Regions from separate parts of the Homo sapiens genome. Here region 2 is linked to region 1. A link is an interaction called in ENCODE POLR2A ChIA-PET data of the cell type or tissue named here. Cell type or tissue: endothelial cell of umbilical vein. All regions are shown on one strand. Links, peaks and the distances in the headings refer to the core of each region. The heading gives the core; the rest is flanking DNA. Region 1 holds the start of KTI12 (KTI12 chromatin associated homolog). Region 2 has its middle 29 kb from the start of ZFYVE9.

What was found. ChIA-PET counts read pairs that join two places held together with the same protein. Peaks named below come from ENCODE experiments on the same cell type or tissue, not always from the same donor. Only the 100,000 strongest peaks of a DNase experiment are listed, where the experiment ranks them.
Region 2: POLR2A ChIA-PET joins it to region 1 with 7 read pairs; 2 of 35 experiments call an interaction of 5 or more read pairs at or near these places.

The regions. Positions count from the first base shown.
Region 1 is chr1:52,032,115-52,035,029 of GRCh38, reverse strand. The region is part of intron 2 of TXNDC12 (thioredoxin domain containing 12); the gene reads left to right. It overlaps KTI12 (KTI12 chromatin associated homolog), which reads left to right and starts at 1,220. Exons shown (of 1, transcript NM_138417.3): 1 at 1,220-2,915. The coding sequence starts at 1,269. The coding sequence ends at 2,333. RefSeq lists an enhancer at 1,214-1,513. In endothelial cell of umbilical vein, for the core only: no CTCF peak of the experiment used is centred there; DNase peaks (open chromatin) are centred at 1,249 and 2,189; H3K4me3 peaks cover 1,640 bases; H3K27ac peaks cover 1,719 bases.
Region 2 is chr1:52,111,689-52,114,603 of GRCh38, reverse strand. No RefSeq gene overlaps it. Among named protein-coding and RNA genes, the nearest start is that of ZFYVE9, 29 kb to the left of the region's middle. In endothelial cell of umbilical vein, for the core only: no CTCF peak of the experiment used is centred there; no DNase peak of the experiment used is centred there.

The sequences.
Region 1 (2,915 bases), core at 183-2,682:
CACTTTGGGAAGCCAAGGCCAGTGGATCACCTGGGGTCAGGAGTTTGAGACCAGCCTGGCCAACATAGTGAAACCCCGTCTCTACTAAAAATACAAAAATTAGCCAGATATGGTGGCGCACACCCATAGTCCCAGCTACTTGGGAGGCTGAGACAGGAGAATCGCTTGAACTCAGGAGGTGGAGGTTGCAGGGAGCTGAGATCATACCACTGTGGTCCAGGCTGGGTGACAGAGCGAGGCTCCATCTCAAAAAATAATAATAATAAAATAAAATAAAGGATGCAGGCCAGGCACCTTGGCTCACACACCTGTATTCCCAGTACTTTGGGAGGCAGAGGTGGCACAATTACTTGAGCCCAGGAGTTTGAGACCAGCCTTAGCAACATACAACCTCATCTCTAAAAAAGAAAAAATAAATAATAATAATAAATTAAAGATGCCCAGTTAAATTTGAAGTTTAGATAAGCACCAAATAATTTTAAATATGTCTATGCAATATTTGGGACACACTTAAGCTTAAAAATGTTTTTGGTGTTTATCTGAAATTCAAATGTAACTGGGCATCCTGTATTTTATCTGGCAACCCTACTAAGGAGAAAAATTCCTATTTGTCTTTCAAGTTCTAAGTCAAATGACTATTTCTACATAAAGTCTTCAGTGATTTCTCTGGGTAGTTTGTTTTTCCCTTCTGTTCTTTTATAACCTCACCTGCATCTATCCATTATAGTATTTATTACTCTGATTGTAGGCGCCTGATCCTTCCCATTCAGACCTTTTATCTTTTGTGGGGAAAGCGTTTTATGTTCATCTCTGAATTCCCAACCTTGGAGATGTTGAATGATTGAAATGGTAATTGAATAAACATTTACTGAGAGCCAGTAGGTTTAAGAGGAGGAATGAAGGAGAACCAGCATTTATTAATTGCCTTCTATATGCTAAATATAGTGCTGATTGCTTACAATATTTAATGCCCCTTAGGCCTTATTAATAAAATGGACGGGCAGTCTTTCGCTGCAGGAAGATCACATTCTCCTGAGGCCTATAACATTTGGCATAAATAACTGATGCCATTATAGTCTCTGTATCTCCTTTCTGAGAAAGCTGAACCTGGGCCTAGCTGGCGTAGAACTCCTGTTTCCATAGAAACAAGAGGGTCTGTAAAAGTCAAGGGAGACAGGAAGAGCAGTTTGCACTTCCGGCTTACGTCGGAGACGCGTACAACCCGGAAGTTGGCGCAGCGCGGTTGCCAATGGTCGCTCCCTGAGAGGATGCCGCTCGTGGTGTTTTGCGGGCTGCCGTACAGCGGCAAGAGCCGGCGTGCTGAAGAGTTGCGCGTGGCGCTGGCTGCCGAGGGCCGCGCGGTGTACGTGGTGGACGACGCAGCTGTCCTGGGCGCAGAGGACCCAGCGGTGTACGGCGATTCTGCCCGTGAGAAGGCATTGCGTGGAGCTCTGCGAGCCTCCGTGGAACGGCGCCTGAGTCGCCACGACGTGGTCATCCTGGACTCGCTTAACTACATCAAAGGTTTCCGTTACGAGCTCTACTGCCTGGCACGGGCGGCGCGCACCCCGCTCTGCCTGGTCTACTGCGTACGGCCCGGCGGCCCGATCGCGGGACCTCAGGTGGCGGGCGCGAACGAGAACCCTGGCCGGAACGTCAGTGTGAGTTGGCGGCCACGCGCTGAGGAGGACGGGAGAGCCCAGGCGGCGGGCAGCAGCGTCCTCAGGGAACTGCATACTGCGGACTCTGTAGTAAATGGAAGTGCCCAGGCCGACGTACCCAAGGAACTGGAGCGAGAAGAATCCGGGGCTGCGGAGTCTCCAGCTCTTGTGACTCCGGATTCAGAGAAATCTGCAAAGCATGGGTCCGGTGCCTTTTACTCTCCCGAACTCCTGGAGGCCCTAACGCTGCGCTTTGAGGCTCCCGATTCTCGGAATCGCTGGGACCGGCCTTTATTCACTTTGGTGGGCCTAGAGGAGCCGTTGCCCCTGGCGGGGATCCGCTCTGCCCTGTTTGAGAACCGGGCCCCACCACCCCATCAGTCTACGCAGTCCCAGCCCCTCGCCTCCGGCAGCTTTCTGCACCAGTTGGACCAGGTCACGAGTCAAGTACTGGCCGGATTGATGGAAGCGCAGAAGAGCGCTGTCCCCGGGGACTTGCTCACGCTTCCTGGTACCACAGAGCACTTGCGGTTTACCCGGCCCTTGACCATGGCAGAACTGAGTCGCCTTCGTCGCCAGTTTATTTCGTACACTAAAATGCATCCCAACAATGAGAACTTGCCGCAACTGGCCAACATGTTTCTTCAGTATTTGAGCCAGAGCCTGCACTGACCAGAGGAGGTAGGGGGGAAGCCATGGCTTCTGATCTCCACTCCACTTTATTTCTCTGGGAAAAATAGGCTGCAGGTCTCCAGAGCATATCGATGCAGTACTGTACTAGAGCTGTTGTGACTGATTCACTCAAACTTTCCTGCATACCCCTGTGCCAGGCCTTGGGTTTACAGCATAAGTTCAGACTAAAGAGAATGGAGAACTATTGTGGTGCAACCTGGCAAATCCCTCAGAGGACAGAGCTAAGGTGGACAGGGATTACCTAGATTGGATCCTACTTGGGCTATCACAGAGCATTGACCATTGGCTTCCCTCATCTGAGGCGTGGGAGAGCAGACTGGATAGATGAGAATTGTTTTAAAACAATTGTGAACAGAAACTGAAGATGGTACAGTTCTACATCTGCACCTGCCCTTTTTTCATACCACAAAAGTATTTTTTGAGTACTGTACTGACTTTTTGCTAGTTTCTATTCTGGGACCGAGTTCACAGATAAATCCATTGGTTTGTATCCTTGAGAAACTTTGTTTTTGTGGAAGTAAGAAAGTTATCTACTAGATTATTTCCTCTAATAAAATCTTT
Region 2 (2,915 bases), core at 308-2,807, 79 kb before region 1:
CAGTTCTAAAATTAGGGTTCCCATGGCCAGGCACGGTGGCTTATGCCTGTAATCCTAGCACTTTGGGAGGCCGAGACAGGCAGATCACCGGAGGTCAGGCGTTCGAGACCAGCCTGGCCAACATGGTGAAACTCCGTCTCCACTAAAAATACAAAAATTAGTCAGGTGTGGTGGCACGCACCTGTAATATCCCAGCTACCCAGGAGGCTGAGGCAAGAGAATCGCTAGAACCCAGGAGGTGGAGGCTGCAGTGAGCCAAGATCTTGCCGTTGTACTCCAGCCTGGGCAACAAGAGTGAAACTCTGTCTCAAATTAATTAATTAATTAATTAAAATAAAATTAGAGTTCCCAATGAAGAATTTCAATTTAATCCCAACAATTGAAGTCCAAGATTCTACTACCAAAACTTTTGTCTCAACTCTGAACCTTCAGGTCTAATTCCAATAATGGAATCTGTGTTTCTGAGAGTAAAGCCTAAGTTCTTATAGTAGAATTTTAGTTTCTAAGAGTAGAACCTTGAGTTTTAATAGTAGAATCTTCTGGGTAGACTAAGACACAGAAATAGTAGAATCTAGAATTATTAAAGTAGATCAAGTTCCAGGATTGGAAATTGAGTTTCCAATAATGGAATCTTAAGTTTCAGTAGAAGAATGTGAACTCCGATAATAGGATCAGAGAATGGGTTCAGAGAATACAATGTGATGTTCCAAAAGTGGGATATGTGATTCCAAGAACAGACCAGGAGTTCTAATGTTAGAATCTTAGGCCTTGATAGTAGAAACTGTGTTACTAGAATATTAGAATCTGGGGGTTAGGGAATAGAATCTGGAGTTGCCAAAATAGAAGCTGTAGTTCTAAAAGCAGTGTCTTGGGCTTTAATAGCAGAATCTGATTGCCCAATAGGAGGATATGGGATTCACAGAATATAACCTGGAGTTCCAAACATAAATTACTGGATTTGTAAAGTTGAGTCTATAGCTTACTAGACCAATTTCAACAGAATGATAGTCAAATATGGACTAACACTGGTAGAATCAGGTTAGAATCTGGGGTTCACAGAATAGAACCTGGGAATTAATTCTAGGACTGAAAGTAGAACTTGGAGTTGTGATGATGGACTCTTGATCTAGTTGGTTTTCATCTCAGTTTTCAATCCTTATCCTGTGTTAGTACTGGATTTATTGTGCCTCCTTATTAAAAATCACTGTTTCATTGGCTGGGTGCAGTAGCTCACACCTGAAATACCAGCACTTTTGGAGGCCGAGGCAGGCGGATCACCAGAGGTCGGGAGTTCGAGACCAGCCTGACCAACATGGAGAAACCCCGTCTCTACTAAAAATACAAAAAATTAGCCAGGCGTGGTAGCACATGCCTGTAATCCCAGCTACTCAGGAGGCTGAGGCAGGAGAATCACTTAAACCTGGGAGGCGGAGGTTGCAGTGAGCCAAGATCGCGACATTACACTCCAGCCTGGGCAACAAGAGCAAAACTCCGTCTCAAAAAAAAAAAAAAAAAAATTACTGTTTTTTTTCTAGCCTGGGCAACATAACAAGACCCTGTATCTAAAAAAAAAAAAAAAATACAAAAATTAGCTAGGCATGGTGGCACTTGCCTGTAGCCTCAGGAGGCTGAGGCAGGAGATTCGCTTGAGCCCAGGAGTTCAAGATTACAGTGAGCTATGATCATGCCACTGTACTCCAGCCTGGATGAGAGAACAAGACACTGTCTCAAAAAAAAAAAAAAAAATTACTGTTTTTTTGTTCAAAGAGGGAAGATTCTTAATCACAGGGTAAGAGTTAGACTGCCGCTCTTAGAAGTGTGTAGAACTGAAATGTAACTTTCTAATGTTACTGAAGGCTATTTGGCTCTGGATGAAAAGTCTTCCAATCAATGAGCTATGTGATTAGGCCTCTGCTAGGTGCTCTGGAGCATTCCAAAGTGAAGACCTTGTCCTTGATCTGAAAAGCTAACCATGAATAAAGCAATACAAGTCCAACATAGGGAAGAATGTAATCCAGGGCTAAAGTGTGTAGGCTGGCATTATTCTGACACAGGAGAAAGAACGGTGTGGGTTGTAAGCCAGGCACGGTGGGCCCATGCCTGTAGTGCCAGCTACTCAGGAGGCTGAGGCAGGAGGATGCTTGAGCCCAGGAGTTCAAGTCCAGCCCAGGCAACATAGTAACACCCTGTCTAAAATTTAAAAAAAAAGAGAGAGAGTTGCAACTGAAGAGAGAGAGAGAGAGAGAGAGAGAGAAGTGTATATTGCCATAGCTAAGGAGGCTGTACAGAGGAGGCATTCCAAAGGATGGGTAGAATTTAAATAGAGAGGAGGCAGTGCATTTGTGCACTTCAGGTGGGAAAATTCTCAAATAAAAACATGGAAGTAGAATCTAGCATGATGTACACTAGAAATTTTTTCAGCAAAGAAATATTTATGGAGTGCCTACTTATTCACCAGGCACAATGTAGGTCTGGGGGAAACACAAGAGAAAGCACAAGAGATTTCTGTCCCTGAGGATATCATGTAGAAAAAACAATTACAGTGACTTTGGAGTTAGACAGAACTGGGTTTGAAAAGCAGGCACATTAACTTATTAGCTATGCAACTAGGTTAGCCTCTTTATATCTCTGAATTAGTCTGTCTATAAAGAGGATAATATCTTCCTTGAAGAGTGGTTGTGAGGATTCATGATTGTGTCTGTGTGTATAAAGAGGCATATGGGGGATGCTAGGTATTATTATTATTATTATTAGTTGTTTAAACAGAGTTATATACAAAGTATAATGAGACTACAAAGGAGGTAACACTTGAACTGAATCCTGAATAATGGTAGGGTGCACTTGACAATCAGAAAAGAGGAAGGGCATTTCAGGCAGAGGAAACAGAAGTTCTAAAAGTACTGGGCATGAAAGGG